Regions from separate parts of the Mus musculus genome. Here region 2 is linked to region 1. Evidence: chromatin loops called from intact Hi-C (ENCODE). Cell type or tissue: left cerebral cortex. All regions are shown on one strand. Each heading gives the region's core, and the rest is flanking DNA. Links, peaks and the distances in the headings are about the cores only.

Region 1 (8,327 bases), core at 1-8,000:
CTCACATAACTAAGCGAGACTGGCTAGGAATGCTGGCCATTTAGAGCAACAGCTAAGAATGCTGGCCATTTAGAGCAACAGCTGCCAAATCCATTTAAATGTTTCTGTTTTGTTTTGTTTTTTCCTTAAAGGAACGAAGGATGCCCTTAGAGTGACTGCCTGCTTGGTAGGGCTTGCAGCAGGAGAGGTAACTGTTAAACGTTTGCATTTTTCTCATTGGCGCTGTCGCTGTCCCCACTGCTGCTGCTGCTGCACCTAGGTCGAATTAGAAAGAGTAACATTCCTGGGTCGTACTTCGCATTTCTAGTCTCTGCTTTGGCAGGGAACCGGCCTGAGTCTGCATCCTCTGCACCAAATGCAGTCTCTGAATCTGGAAGGCGCTGCTGCAGAGCATAGGATGGCGCCTATGGGGCCCGAACCGGGCTCAAACCTTTTTGCAGCTCCTGGTGACACTGAGCAGTTTTGAACTTTAGGTTTCACAGTTTCAAAGACACCAGTGCTCTTAATTTCATCTCGTTAGTTTTTGGATAAATTGGGACACAATCCTGCGTTGCCAATTAGCCCGTGCAAATGATAGGATGTTTCAAGACAGGTACTGTTTCCAACAGCGTGGCTGCCTGCAAATACCTTCATGGTCCGGATCCAACCCGGGATTCCTACACTCAAGCTTCCCTGGGATAGACGCGCTCCTTCCCAATTTATGAGGAATGAAAACCCAGGTCAACAGCTGGGTTACACAGACCTAAACCTGGGTATCCCCGCTCAGCGAGGAGACTCTCCAGTGACTGGGATCTGTCCACTGGCAGTCTCCCTTGCTACCCGCTCGTCCTGGCACTGAATTCTACCTATTTTCACAGAGCGCATTTTGCAACTTATAAGAAAAGCTGTACTTTGAGAACCAAGCAAGAGGAAAAATGGGTTCAGTGCCTCACTCCGCCTCCCAGGGTCCATTTTCCAACCTTCAATATGAGCCAAGACAAACATCTGAAGATACACTCCCTGCCACCCTCGTCGGGTCCCAGGGAGTTGCGCGTGGCGCACGTGGCAGGGACAGCTTACCTGGAGCAGGTTGGGAGGGGAGGTAGGTGCTTAGGCTGCCTGCAGCGCTGGCGTTGGCGCAGAACCCGCGGCCATTCAGCAGCGCCCTCAGCGGGTACTGCTCCGCGGGCCGCGGCTGGCAGCGGAGGCCGGTGCCACAGCGCTCCGTGTAGACGCCGCACGCGTCGCCTTCGCGCAGCGCGCAAGTCAGGCAGCAGCCGCAGCCGGGCTCTCGCACCAGCTCCGTGCACGCGGGCGCGGTGGGCGGAGGCGCGCACTGGGACAGCGCACGCGCGTCGCACGGTTCGCAGCGCACCACGGGGCCCGCGCCCACCGCGCCCGCGCCAGCTCGCGCCACCGGCGGTCCGCGGAGCAGAGTGAGGGCAGTGAGCGCAGCCGCCCAGAGCGCGGGGCGCGCGGGATGCATGGCGCCGGGTGGACGGCTCGGTGGAGGGGAGCGGAGTGGAGCACGCGGGATGAGGCGGCGGGATGAGGCGGCGGGATGGGAGCAGCGAGCAAGCAGGTCCTCAGCGCCCAGTCGCCGCTCTAAGCTCGCATCTGGGCAGCCCGGGCGCGCAGGCCGATATATAGAAGCCGGGGTGGCGGAGGACACGCCCCGGAACGGCGAGGGTGGGGGGTGGGCCGGCGCAGGCTCCGCTCCGGGGCCCGCGCCTCCCGACGAAGCGGGAACGAGGACGGGGGCGCGCTGCGCGCGTCTTCACCGGGCACCTGCTCTCTGTGCGCACGCCCTGTATCAGGGCCACCTCTTCACGGGTAACCACAGGCGCTCCAGGCCACCTTGCGTCTCTAGAGTCCCAGCCACTCCAGGGACTCTGGTCTTCTCTTCCTTCAATGACTCCCAGCCAATTTGGCGTCCCGGACCCTATAGCCCCTCCCCCTGGATGGCTGGCTAAGCTGGCCTTTCCAGGGATGGTTTATGTTTGGGAAGCTGGCCCGGACCCATTCAGCGCCTGTGTACTTTGTAAAGTTCCCGCAATGGAATTCCTCGTGTAGGGTATGCTGTATTAGGCATTTCCCAGCGAGAACGCGCAGATCACTTTGAGGTCTGGAGAACCTTAGAGCTCGAGGTTTAAATCTGCACCACGGGCCACTTTAGCTCCCAGAGTCTCAGCACCGCACAACCTCACGCTGACAGCTATGGGCGCAAAGGATTTGCTTTTCAAGGAGGTAGGGACTCAAAATACTCAAATACGTCGTTGCACTTTCCCAGATAGGAGTGAGGACAGTTTTTTTCTTTTTAAAGATGAGAAGTTCCTCTAGTTCTTGTTTGGGAGAATCTTTTTAGCGGACGCATCTGCGTTAAAATAACTACTGAGACACTGAAGCATGCATGATTAGTAGCCAAGCAGCCCTTAAAATGAATACTGTTCACAACGAGTTTTAGTCATCGTTGGACCCCTATACCAACTTCTGATGTGCTCCAGTGCAGACTGGAGTTCTTGCTAATCCGTTCATTCTGACTTGAAATCCAGGCGCAATAGCGCAGCTATTGAGTTCTTTTGTACGAGTCTCTCCAAAGTCTGCACGCTCCTCCTATAGGTGACCAACAGAGGACGCTGGTGGTCCAGAATTGAATCGACAGACTTCGCGGTTTATTTATTTATTTAAAACAATTCGTGGATGAGTGGTGGGAACTTGAGAGACCGACTTGGAAGGAGACTTTCCTGGATACTCTTGAGTTGTTTACCATAGGCTGGGGAGATTGTCTTTGGGGAGATCTGTGCAATTTTATGCAGGAAGCAAATTAAGACGACTTCCCCCACATATCCCTCCGTCTATCATGTATATCTTATCTGGTGAAGTGGACATTCATCCACCCGTGTGTCTTTACATCTCCCTGTATCTGTGGCTCTCTCTACAAATTTATATCCCCTTTAAAAAAATTATGTCTTAATTTTAGTAAAATTTAGTTCTCCCTTATTTGATACTATAAATAAGAATGATAAAATTTTGGACCTTTACAAAGAAAAAAATATGAGACCCGTGAAGGCCAGAGCTGCCAAGACACAGCACCCCCAGTTTTTGCATTATTCCTTCCTCATAGAGTTTAGGTCGTGGCTAGAGTTAACACAGTCTACCAGAAAGTGTCCCAGTTGTTCCTTCTTTTTTCCCTATGTACTAACGCTGAAGAACAGGGCCTCTGACTTCATTGGAAAATTGAAAGAAAAAAATCCCCTAGGGTTACACTTGTTCTTTAAATAACCACAGAGACCTTGACTCCAAAATTAGAACAAGGTTTAGTATCAAAAGTGATTCTAGATGTGGCAGGCCTTCTCTCTGTTCGATACAATGTTACCCACAGAAGCAGTCCAGCACTTTTACCCAGATTTATCATCAGGCAAGGAGACAGGGGACGCCTAGAGTGAATGGCTTCTTGGAAAAGAGAAATCAACTTGGTTCTCTTCACAATAAACTGAGTTCTTCCATTCTTCCTTTGCAGTTTGAGAAATGGGCGCTTGCTCCACCCGGGACTCCTAGGGGGCGCCAAAGCGCCAGGCCTCCACCCGAGTTTACTGGCATCTTCGAGATTGCACAGGATTGGTTAAGTGTTTTATATCGACTGTCATCTCATTTATCATGAAATCTTGCACCAGCCAAGTACATCCATGGCACTGACATGAGGGGAATTTTGTTTTAACCTTTAGCTGTTTTCTTTTGACAAAACTTCAGGGCACCCTTTCCCTCCACCCAAATGATTATTTCAAGAAGGATTTGGATGGGAGAAAATGTAATTTTATGTTGACATGCTGGCTAATTATGTCAAACTTTAAAACTGGTGTTTGTGGTTATGAGTGTAGCATGTACAGAGATGTGTTGCTCCCCTGGGATGGTACTGGGCATTCAACTGTGAATAATGAGAGTGGGCAGGAATCTCACCTTTGTCTACCATATCGGTCTTTCCTCTTCTGCTCAGGGCTGGCCAAGCAAGCAGAGAGCCTCAAGACCTTAGCACTGTGGACAGCAGGCTCCAGATATCTCTCAGAATGTGACTGGCGTGGCTGTCATTCCTACTGACCATTCCTAGCCTTTGGTTAGAAGGTGCAGACTCCCAGGGGCAGGTGATGCTGAAGATCTTTGTTTCCAGGACTCAGTGTGACTCAGCCTAAAGCTTGAGAATTCCCTCCAGGGACAGGTGGTGACAGGAAGCTTCATTTTCCTTCCCTCAGGTCATCTGCTGGCTGAACCTCCCAGAATTACATAGTCCAGACTTTATAGGGACCATTAGCTGCCAAAAGTCATTACCACTAATAGCACTGCACTTAACTTACCCGAAGAGCACCACTAAGCCATGTACAAAGGAGACACAGGCAGTCCAGAGGAAGTCAGCAGAGACCAAAGGCTCATGTGCTGTGTAGCCAGAGAGAGCAGAGGGGCCTCACAAGTGTTGTTATCCCAACAGAGGAAGGACAAACCTACTCAGGTTACAACAAGCTTCAGAACAGCATTGCTGGCATTTGAGTCTCACAGAGCAGAGAGGCCAGCAGAAGGGGCATAGGAGCATAGAGAAACACTTAGAAGAGACAGTGTTGACCTTGCAAAGTGTACTGGGGAGTAGGTGGGATAGAAGAGATGGCATTGGAAAGAGGTTGGGAATCTTCAGAAGTAGTGCTGTCTGGTTTGGCAGAGGTTGTGGTGGTTTGAGTGAAAATAGCTGCATGTATGCCTGTGTGAGAGTTACAGTCAGTTGTGATATGCTGGGATTTGAACGCAGGTCCTCTGGAAGAACAGTCAATGTCCTTCACCACTGAGCCATCTCTCAAGCCTCCACAGCTGGGTCTTAATGTGGTGTTCTTAAGGTAGGAGCAGGGGCTGTCTTTGACTACAATTGCCTGCCTTTGTATCCTTTTCCCCTCACTGGACTACCTTGTCGTGTCTAGCCTCAGTAGAAGAGGTTCCTAGTCTTACTGCGACTTGATATGCTAAGGCAGGTTGATATCCATAGATGGCCTCCCTTTTTCTGAGAAGAAATGGACGAGTGGTAGATTTGGGGAGGTGAGGTGAGAGGGAGGGTCTGGGAGGAAAAGAGGGAGGGGAAGCTACAATCAGGATGTAAAGTAAATTATTATTAATTTAAAAAAGAAAATGGTCCCATAGGCTTGTTGGAGTAGGTGTGGCCTTGTTGGAAGAAGTATGTAACTGGGTTTGGGCTTTGAGGTCTCAGAAGCTTAAGCCAGGCCCGGTGTCTCTTTTTCTGATACCTGTCTGTCCAGATGTAGAGCTCTTGGCTCCTTCTCCCACACCATTTTTTCCTGTATCCCATCATGCTTCTTGCCATGACAATAATGGACTAAACCGCTGAGCTGTAAGCCAGTCCCAATTAAATGTTTGTCTTTATTAGGGTTGCTGTGGTCATGGTGTCCCTTCACAGCAATAGAATAGTGACTAAGACAGAGGTGTATGGCAGGCTTCTGGGGAAAGGGATAAGACATGTTCTGTAGAAAAGACAGTCATTTTGGGGAGACTCTTTCTCTCTCTCTCTGGAAGGGTGCTTCTGCTTGGTATAGTAATGTCCTGGCTGCGATGGTTTCTCCTGAGTAGTTTTCTGTTCAGACAGCCACAACAGCATCCATGCAACCTACTCAGGGGCAGACATTTATTTTCCTCCATTTAAGTAAAGGCAATTCCTGTCTGCTTCACATCTAACTGTTAAGCAAGTCAGTATGTCAAGAATAGTATGAGAGGCTGGGAAATGGCTCAGAATACACATGAGGATAATGCTGGCTCAGGTGCCCCCTTCCTGGTTTTCTAACATAAAGCAGGTTCCTAGCCTTGGGTATAGGATGTAGTGGTTTAATAGTGTGGCTAGGAGTGATTCTTAGATACGTGTTGCCTGGTGAGCAGGAAGTCAGAGCTCATTTATGTGTTCTCCTCACCTAAACAAATTTAAATGTGAAGTTTTGCTCTTAAGTGGGTGCCAGCTCACAGCCCATATGCCTTGTCTCTTTGTTTCAAATGACAACCTGGACACATTTTTTGTTCCCAGCCTTGGAGGACCATGTATTTGGTCTTCACGAAGACATAAATTTAACAGGTTTGTCTTTGACCAATGAATCTAGAAACAAGGACAACTTTGTGTGTGTGTGTGTGTGTGTGTGTGTGTGTGTGTGAGGGTTATCTGTGTAACAATCTTGGCTGATAGGAGCAGGGGATTAAGGGAAAAAGCTTAGTTATCTGAACTCTTCTCTCAGGCTCAAGCCAGGTGATAGGCATGGAGTTCTTTAACTCTTTGTGAGCCAGAGAGAAAGGAAAATGAAAAAAAGAGAGAAAGTCAAGCACATACATAGACATATATGGATACATAGACACATACTTTGGCTGGACCTGACAATCTGTTTTATCAATTCCACAAATATTCATGCATACTTACATGCATACACATATACCTACACACGTATGTATGTATAGACACGTATGTATAAACAGACAGACATATACATATATACACTTGGTGGATGGAGCAGAGCCCCAAAAGCCACACTTTTGTTTCTTCTCTCTGGTCTTTTATGCCTTCCTAAACAAAAGTTCGTTCTAAAATTACCTCATAGATGAAATGTTACACGAAAAATGTTACAGAAGGATGTTGATAGTAAGTTCAAAGTAGTGCTTCATTCTATAAGCTCAGTATACGTTCAAAGCAACAGTTTCATATGGCCTTGCTTTGTCATAGTGCACACCTGTGGCTTCATCCTTGAACCTGACCTAGAAGGAAAATTTTCCCTCGATCACACATCTGTCCCAAGCCTATGTCTCTTCTTAGTGTAATTGTGAAAGCTCATTGTATTCTTTATTATGCACACTTTACTTACTCTTCTATGACAAGGAGGCACATTTTATCCTTGATTCTGATCTTATTACATCTTTCTGGCAAATAAAAATTTTCAATGTTGAAATGACTTCATTCAGATTTGACTAGGTTTCCTGTAGTACCAAGATCTTATTGTGCCAGAGCTTCTGTACTGTGTTTAGTTCTCATGTCTCCTATTTACCCATCTGTGATGTTTCTCATTGCTTAAGACCACACACACACACACACACACACACACACACTTTTTCTTTTTCTTTTATTATTTGAGACAGGGTTTCTCTGTGCATCCCTGGCTGTTTTGACCAGGCTGACCTTGAATTCACAGATATCTGCCTTCCTATGCTTCCCAAGTGCTCTGGCTAAATGCATGTGTCACCCAGCCAGGCTTGTCTGTTTAGTGGTCGAGTGTTTTGAAGTGCATTGCTTGGTGTGTATGTATGTGACGTTTCTTTTGCTAGAGTGGACGTAAAGGATACATCTTCTTGCATCTTATTGAGTATTCATATCTCATCACAAATCACATCATGGCATCCATATAACTTATTACTATGGTGTTGAGTCGGGGGTTCTCTGACTGGCTTCTATTAAAGTTGTCCCAGCTCCATCAAATAAATCAGTGACCGCAAGAGCGCGTGTAAGCCTAGAGTCATTAGACTCATTTGAATGTTTCCTAAGTCACCGAGGAGCTTTTGAGTTCTGAGTTTTCTTTGTTAGACTATTTTAAGTTATCAATAGACTCTTCGAAAGTCTTACGACCCAGTTTTATGTTCATTCATACAATTTGCTTATGATATTTTCTTATCGTCTTCCTTGGACAGGATTTATAATTGAGGCCTCTTTTATGTGGCATTCGTTATTTTGCTCTCCTCTTCTCTGGTGAACAGCTTTGCTTGTGGTTTGTAAGTTCTGTCATTAGTTTTTCCAAGACCAACTAGTTTTTTAGGAATGAAATAGGCTAGTGTTCTGTTGCTCGTTTGCCATTTCATTAGTCTATGTTCTCATTTTATTATTTCCTTTTTTAAAAATATATTTTATTGTACTTTAAGCTTTGAAGACAGATGACTAGAATGTCAATTTTTATTTACCTTTATTTTAAAAACATACTTTATTTTTATGTATAGCAATATAGTTTACATATAAAATAATCCTAAAATAGAATGTTCAGTTATAGACTTAAACAAAAATTCACAAAGGGGAAATGAAATGTTAATTTTTAGTTGTTCTTTCTGACATGCATAATTAAGATTAGATTAATTTCCAGCTAAGAGATATTGTAAATTATATTCAAGTTTTGATATACTGAAATTTCAATATTTTCTCTTATGCTTTTGTCTTTGACACAAATGATATTTAGAAATATATTTCAAAGTTTTATGACTATGAAGAATGGTTAAATATCACTTTGTTATTCATTCCTGGCGTAAGAATACTGTGCTGAGACGATGCTCTATGTACCTCAGTT
Region 2 (8,335 bases), core at 171-8,170, 1.1 Mb after region 1:
CGTCCTCTCTCTCCCTCCTGAGTGCCAGGTGGGGCCAGACTTAAAATGCTGGAGGCACACAGTGACCACACACCTGTTCTTACCTATTCATCTCAATTTTGATTACTCAATAGGTTCTATTGGACTCCACAACAATAACACAATTACAAGACTGAATGAAGTCAGGAGAAAAACACATCCAAAGGAACCAGGCACTCAGTCAACTGACTTCAAGTAAGTCATGGGTTGGGCATCTATGAGATAGAGAATTTAAAGTAACTGTAAGTAAGGCCATTACAATATTTGTGCACCAAGCAAGCAAGGAGAGCTAAGAGATGGAAAGCCTAAGAGAGAATTAAAAATAAACAATAGAAACTAGAATCAGTCTGATAATTCTGAATACCTTGGGAGTTCCCCCAGAAGACTGGATATGACCAAGGAGAGTCAACAATCCTGAACTCAGTGGAAAGTCTCTCATCCAAAATACAGAAGGAAAAAACTGAATGAAAAAATTGGAACATTCTAGAACTATGGAACAACTTCAAAATTAGTAACACATGCATAATTGCCATGCCAGGAGGGAAAAGAAAAAGAAATAGATCTGAAGAAAATTTAAAGTGATAATGGCTAAGGATTTTCTAAAATTAATGACAGAAGTCAAATTGTAGATCTAAGAAATTCAGCAACAAAGAGCAGAATAATTACCAAAAATTTACGTATTCGGACTGCAGATGATTGAATAAAGGAAAAAACTTGAAATCAACCAAGAGGAAGGAAGAAACCTCTTACCTATAAAAAAATAAATAAATAAAAGTATTTCTTTTTAGTGATGACAGAAACAAACAAGTGAAATTTATTTAAAATACAGAAAGGGGAAGAGAAACATCAACCTACAGCATGCTGGGTAGATGTTCTTAAAAATGGAAAGAGAAATTTGAGCTTCCTTAGACTGTGTGTGGTGACACAGGCCTGTAATCCCAGAATTTGGGAGATGGAAACAGGACTGTGGTGAGTTCACAGCCAAGTTGGACTACACAGCAAGACCCTGTCTCAAAAACAAGTAATATGCAAAAAAAGTAAAGGGCTTTCTCAGAATAATAAGTTCAGGGAGCCCTTGGGCAGCAGACTCCTGAAAGAAATGTTTAAGATGTTGGTAAGACAAAAGATACTTGCTTTGATTAGAGTGTGACTACACTCTGCATCTTCCATGTGGGTAACTTATTAAAAAAAAAAAGCTATAGCTGAGATACTGAAATCTTTTAAAGACTTTGGTGATTTAGATAGACTTTGGGATTTTAGAGAGACTTCAGATATTTTAGAGACGCTTTGAATATTTTAGAGAGACTATGAATGTTAAAAGACACTTTGGATGTTTTAAAGAGACTACATTTTAAAGGCTGGAACTTTGAAAGTTATTCATGCATTTATTTTGTTATATTATTATTAATATAAGATCTTTGAGATGAATAAGAAAGGAAAGGTTATAGTTGAATAGTGGTGTGTGTGTTACACTGATAAGAGGTCAAATGTGCTGCCTAGTTTTTAGGGCAATTTGACATGGGCTAGAGTTATCTGAGAAGAGGGAATCACAATTTAAAATACCTTTATCAGATTGGCCTATGGGTAAGCCAATTTTCATTACTGATAATTGGATGTTGGAGATGCTCCTCCTGGGCAGGTGGTCCCAGGGTGGAAAAGAAAACCAACACCTTTAATCCCAGCAATTGGGAGGCAGAGGCAGGTGGATTTCTGAGTTCGAGGCCAGCCTGGTCTACAGTGTGAGTTCCAGGACAGCCAGGGCTACACAGAAAAACCCTGTCTCGAAAAAAGAAAGAAAGAAAGAAAGAAAGAAAGAAAGAAAGAAAGAAAGAAAGAAAGAAAGAAAGAAAGAAAGAAAAGAGGGAGAGAGAGAAAGGGAGAAAAGGAAAAAAGAAAACCAACTGAGCAAGCCAGTAAGCAGCATGCCTCCATGGTCTCTATGTTAGTTCCTGTCTCCAGATTCCTACATTGAGTTCCTGCCCTAACTTCTGAGGATGATGGGCTACAAATTACAAATTGAAATAAATCATTTCCCCCCAAGTTGATTTTAACAGTGTTTCATCATAGCAACAGAAAACCTAAGAGAGAAAGGCATTTTAGAAGAAAGACATGAAGTAAGAAAGAAGGAAGGAAGGAAGGAAGGAAGGAGAGAGAGAGAGAGAGAGAGAGAGAGAGAGAGAGAGAGGATGGTGTGCTCTACAAACCAGAGTAATTTGACTCATTCTTTGCCCATTAGAGGATTTTTATGTCTTTCTCTTGTCCACTGGCTTGGACACCCAATGCTAGGTTGAAGGACTTGGTGACAGGCTGCACAGCACTAACAAGGGAATATTCAACACCCTGCTTTCTGCAGTTGACAGATCCAGACAGAAAACTGACAAAGGAACATTGGCTATTAGTCACACACCAGACCAAGTGAACCTAGCAGACAGGCACTGCCATTTTCCTCAACTATATATGAATATTTCCCAAGTACAAATATTAGGCCACAACATAATCCTGAGACTATTAAAGGTTGGGATCATATAAAGTATCTTTTGCAAATTCGTGGGCAATGAACACACAGTGGATCCATGAGAAAGTCGAGTGTTGTTTTGCCAGGCCTGATGGAATGTGTCTGTCATCTCAGCTTCTTAGGGAGCTGGTGGGAGATGATACAGCTGATGAGAAAAGTTGCAGGAGACAAAAATCAGTATTACAAGTCAACAACATTTCTGCATACTGATAGACACCTCTGGTTCATTTTACTGGAGGAAACAGTTTTCCCATAGATATACCTTGCATGGCCAGCATCACTCCTTTGGACCATTGTGCAAATATCCAGGACCTGGAAGGAAGAACTGTGAACAAGCAGCTATGGTAGGCCAGGACCTTGTCAGGACACAACTTATTTTATTGTATAAGTTTGTTCTTCAGAAAAGACAATCAACAGACTAGCTAGGTAAATACACACATTTACAGGTATACACACCCATTTACATATGTGTATTTACATATGTGTAGCCATCCTTCAGTAACTGTAGAAGATTCTTTATGGGAACCAGCTCTCTCATCCCTGTGCACCAATATCCAATGATTGAAATGACCTCTGTGAAAACTAGGGTAGTGTTTAGAACCCACACACATTCCCCATGCATGCTAACTCTTGTCGAAAAACAGTTGACAGAATCTTCATGCATGTACAAAATGTAAAGAATTGGCTCCCACCTTTATAAAGTCTGAGAAATCCTGCTATCTGCAGCCTGCAAATGGGACACATAGAATCATATGCTGTTTTCCAGTCCACATGCAAAAGTGTGCTGGCCAGAGGGATGAACACGTAGCTCTCAGGCTGAGGACAAGAGACAAGAGCTCCTCTGGGAGACAGGAAACCAGGCTTTCCACTCAGGCCCTTAGGAGGCTGGGTGAGATCTGATTAGGGAAACTGCTTTAATGACACCATCACTTCAAATGATAGTTTCATTTGGATACCTCCTCATATGCACATCTAAGTATCTAAGGCCCATCCAACAGATACATAAGATTCACTGTGTAGATTCACCAAGCAACAAGCAACAGTGACCATGAGAACAAGAATTATCTGGTCATTGAGACCCCTCCCGCTGAAGGATTGCATGTGACAAAACCAAGTTAAAAAATAGCAGGATCCCCCATCCCTGCCCCCTACAGCCTGTGCCCCTATACTGTGGCATCTCAGAGCCTTGGGATGAAGATAAAAATTGCCCCGGTATAAGAGTTTAATGTAGGTAAAGAGGCATTCCTAAAGTACATAAGTGGACTCCAACGATATGAAAGACATAGAGGCCATCATGAGGATGGTATCACTGGATTGGATAGAAAAGAGCAAAAGCTAGGGTGGCGGAGACAATGGGCAGAGGCTCCATGCAAGGACCGGAGTGAACACCTTCCAAGATGGAGAAGCAAACAGCTCGCAGAACTTCATACACAGATTCTCTGAAGATGGAGAGAGATTTCTGGGTCCTTGGCTTTTGAGTTTGCTGTCTGAGAAGCACCGCGAGCAGAGCATGGACCAGCGTCCCATGCTGAGTGCAGAATCACCATACTGCTTGGCTTTAGACTGTTCCTGTTAAGCCAGCAGGACCAGCATGGACACCTAGAGCCACTGTGCTTGCAGCATGCATGCTGAGAGTGAGTTGGGGTGAAGGCTGAACTTTGAGGTACCCAGTGTATGCACTGAAGGGAGGCAACGTGTGTTTTCTTACAAGATGCAGGCTAGGTCGGCCCCTGCAGCTACAGTGACAGGAGGCGGCCTACTTTTCAGGGCAGGAAGTAGGGGGCCTCTCTGCCTGAAACCCAGAATACACAGTCCCTACCTTGAAAGATGCAATGTGATCCCGCTCTCAAGAAACCCTCCTGCACCTGGGTATCCTCGCCATAAGCACAGCATCTGGAAAGGGAGAATGAAAGGTGAAATGAAGTGTGTAGAGAGAGACAAGAAAAGCAGCGGACAGGCAGGGGCAGGGGCTCTGAGATCAGCATCCGTGCACCTGAGCAGGACTCCATTCTCCAGGGCTACATGAGCCGGAAGAATGGCCTTGGAGCCCCCTCCACCTCTGACCTTCCATTGCAGCTGGGTAGAAGCACAGCCACACCAGATGTTTTCCGTTCTTTCTCAAGAAAGTAAGCCAACCCCTCTCCCACCTGACAAGCCTAATCCCAGCTGTCACCACAGCCAGAGACACCGTGCCTCTTTGTTCGTTCTTCCAGGAAAATGATGGGATACGCTAGGAGAAGATGTCTATTAATAAACCTCAGAGACCATCAGCCTCGAGGCCTCAGGTGACTGGAGACTAGAGGACTTCGACCTGGATGGAGTTGGGGAGGGGATGTGCTACATCTTGCCAGCATTTTCCAGAAACCTAGGAGAAGTCCACATTCAATGGCTTGGGGGAAAGCATTTCTTCTTCATCATGCACATAAGTCCTCCCCAGCAAGGAACAGACAACATTCATTTTATTTGGGGTTTCTTGGATAAATCCTCTCTCTAGAGATCATTACCTATGGGACATTGCCGTTTCAACACTGCCATCTGCTGGACCTGTCGGAAAATCTCTTCTCACTAGGATAGGTGGCTTCATATCACTGCAGAAGGGTGTGACCTTACCAGTGATTGACAGGGAAATTGGAGGGGCTATCATTCCTATCTCCGACTGTGAATCAGCAGGGAGGGGGTATGTATTTCCCTGTGTTGTCCCTCCATAGGGAAACGTCCTTAGTTCACAAATTAGTAAATTAAAGCACAGAGAGGTTAAACTACAAAGTCAAAGTTGTCCAGCTAGAAAGCTTCAGAAGGATATACCTCAAGGTAGTTAGACTCCAAATTCAAGGCTCTGATTGCCTCCGATCAAGTAGAGACAGTTAGCAGATGGGAAATAAGCTGGGTGTAGGATGGTGAGGAAGATAAAGAGAAGTTTAGGGAAAGGAAAGGGGATGATGGCAGCCCCCGGGGGTCCTTCCCCTCCTCAATAGAATGTAGAATCAGGGTGAGTTCAGAATCTGTGTGAAGACACTCAGTGGCAACACAGGCTGAGAAAGACCGGTGAGTATTACTGGCAGAGTTAGACCCTCCTCTCACAGAGGACAGGCTCTTTGGAGGTTGGAATGGAAGCATCATGGAGGGTCTTGTGAGCCAGTGGAACATCTTGATTGTGTGACAAAAAGAAGGCTGTCAACCGCTTCCTTGCACTGGGTCCTGTCACCCACCTAGCTTGACTCTTCTTGTTACATTCATCACTATCAGAAGCAATGCAGTTGATTCTGTATCGAATGAGTGGCAGTCAGGTTCCCGCAGGATGGAGTAAACTACTGGACACAAGAGACACTTCTACCACTGTGTCTCCAGCACTTAGAACATATCAGTCTTAAATACTGAGCCAATCAAACAGAGATGTGCTTTACACTGACTGCCCTTGCCCCTCTGTATCAAGAACTCTACATCCTTGGATTCAATCAGCTACAATCAAAAGTATTCATAATGAAATACTCTGTCTCTGAGTCAATGCACTACTAAGTCTTGTTATAAAACACTTGGAGAAATAATCAAAAGAAGAGAGGTTTCTTTTGGCTTGCAGCTTTAAAGATACTTGTCCATCATGGTGGGAGGGCCTTAGCAGGCAATGCTTACAGCACAGTGGCCAAGGAGCAAAGAACTGGATGGCTAGGTAGCAAGCTTCCTCTTCTTCGCTTTTTTGTTCCGTGTGATCCCTGCTTTTGTAATGGTGCCTCCCACATTCCGGAATGTTTTCCCCACAGCCCTCCATTATTCATATTTGGGCTAGTCACTCATATGTGGGAACCCCCATACAGACACACTTGGAGTGGACCTTTCCTACTTTTCTAAATGCTTCCCAGTCCAGTCAGGTCAACAATGTAGACCTTCACATTTGCTCCTGAACTCTACAACATAACACCAAGTTCACTAGACTCCATGATGTAAGTCACGTGGTACTTACGTAAAGTCTAGAGGAAGGAGTGGACATGGAGCAAGAAGGATGGGGATGGCTGATCAGTGATGAGTACCTAGTTACTAGATACTAGATAGAAGTAAGTTCTGGGATGCTGTTGCCCAACAGAGTCACTAGAGATGGGGATGGAGTACTTCACGTCTCAAGGAGCCAGAAGAAATGACTGTGCCATAAAGAAGAGGTAAGTGTTTGAGAACATCACTATATTTAACCCGATTACACTGTGCATGCATATAATAAAACATAATACCCTGCTAATTTATACAATTTGTTCTCATTTCAATGTATCAGTTAGAATAATAATGGCTGCAGATGGTTCTGTGGATAGAACACTTGATGTGCAAGCATGAAGACCTGAGTTCAAATCTCCAGAACTAATGGAAAAAGCCAGATAGTAGCACACATAATCTTTAATCCCAGTGCTTCTACAAGAGATGGAGACAGAGACAATAGAAACTCGGGAAGCTCATGTGCCAGAGAGCCTTTTATACCCAAAAGTACAACAAAAAGAGCCTGTCTCAAATACTGTGGAAGGTGAGAATCAGTCCCTGAGGTTTTCCTTCCACCTTACAATTACACACACACATAAACACATACATACACACACATATGCACACACACATAAATACACACACTCATACACATACATACACACATATACACACATATATACACATATATACACACATACCTACACATACATACACACACAAACACACCTAAACACATGCGCATACACACACAAAAATATACATACACACATGCATACAAATATATACACATATACACACAAACAAAATTACACTCATATACAACATACACACAAATACACACACATTTACTCACATACAACACACACACACACACACATGAGAGTTAGATAGAAAACTTAGAATAACCAACCATTGAGCTTGGGGCAGGGGTAGGAGGAGGATGGCAAAAACGTGGGAGCACCCCAAGGGAGGAGGCCATGGGAGCACCCCAAGGCACTGTGCTACAGGGACCATGACAGTTCATCAGTAGAATACTTGGGAGTACTTGAAGACATTTCACAGTTTCATTTGTCAGCCACCAACTTCAGATCACAACAGTTGTCAGGATCCTTCATGTCAGAGCATGTTTGACATCAGTATGACAGATCCTAAATAGATCTATAGATTAGTTATTCTTTTGTGAAAGGAAACCAAGAATGAACACTGGGGCAGAGATGGAGGCTCCTCACACATACAGTTCCATATTCCCAATCTCAAACTGTCATGTGGATGTGACACTTGTTCTAAGTCCCAGACCCTTATGCCCCATCTCTGTTGGTAGCCATGGTTGTGATATCTTGCATTGTTAGCACTCAGAGGGTTCTGACCTGAAACCTGAAGTAACAATTTGAGGTTACTGCAGAGGTCTGGGATAGGTTGTGGGCCCAGAGTAAACCCTTTCCAAGCCTCTATCGCCTTATTCACACTGGGGTGATCTAGACCTGTGCAGATCATGGAAGTCCTCAGCACCCCCTCGACCCCCACCTTGTCTTTCCCTCTCTGCTTCCTCCTGTCTTGCATTTCACAGAGGCACTTCCCCAGTAACCCTTGTGCACAGGGACTCTGAGCCTGCATCTGTTTCCATGATCACCCCACCTGCAACGCCATCCTTCAACTCTACCTGACCTCGGACCTATCAAATGTCACCTCAAAATAGGATCTCATAGATTTCTCACCCCTGAGGTATAAATTGCTGACATGTGTATATTATATCCTTGACAGATTTTTAAATGCAGGAAACAGCCTCAAGCCAAAGGAATACACTTAATCCCCATGTAATAGCACCTGTGCATTTCTCAC

What was found. Peaks named below come from ENCODE experiments on the same cell type or tissue, not always from the same donor. Only the 100,000 strongest peaks of a DNase experiment are listed, where the experiment ranks them.
Region 2: a loop joins it to region 1, with 9 times the contacts of the local background. A loop is called at or near these places in 22 of 42 quality-filtered maps.

The regions. Positions count from the first base shown.
Region 1 is chr11:7,212,326-7,220,652 of GRCm38, forward strand. It overlaps Igfbp3 (insulin-like growth factor binding protein 3), which reads right to left and starts at 1,598. Exons shown (of 5, transcript NM_008343.2): 1 at 1,060-1,598. The coding sequence starts at 1,465. Gm36565 (a long non-coding RNA gene) reads left to right here and starts at 4,772. Exons shown (of 5, transcript XR_872239.3): 1 at 4,772-4,856. In left cerebral cortex, for the core only: CTCF peaks have their summits at 2,605 (motif pointing right) and 3,540; DNase peaks (open chromatin) are centred at 401, 662, 1,247, 1,756 and 2 more places; H3K4me3 peaks cover 2,169 bases; H3K27ac peaks cover 1,166 bases.
Region 2 is chr11:8,297,941-8,306,275 of GRCm38, forward strand. No RefSeq gene overlaps it. Among named protein-coding and RNA genes, the nearest start is that of Tns3, 360 kb to the right of the region's middle. In left cerebral cortex, for the core only: a CTCF peak has its summit at 5,071 (motif pointing left); a DNase peak (open chromatin) is centred at 5,050.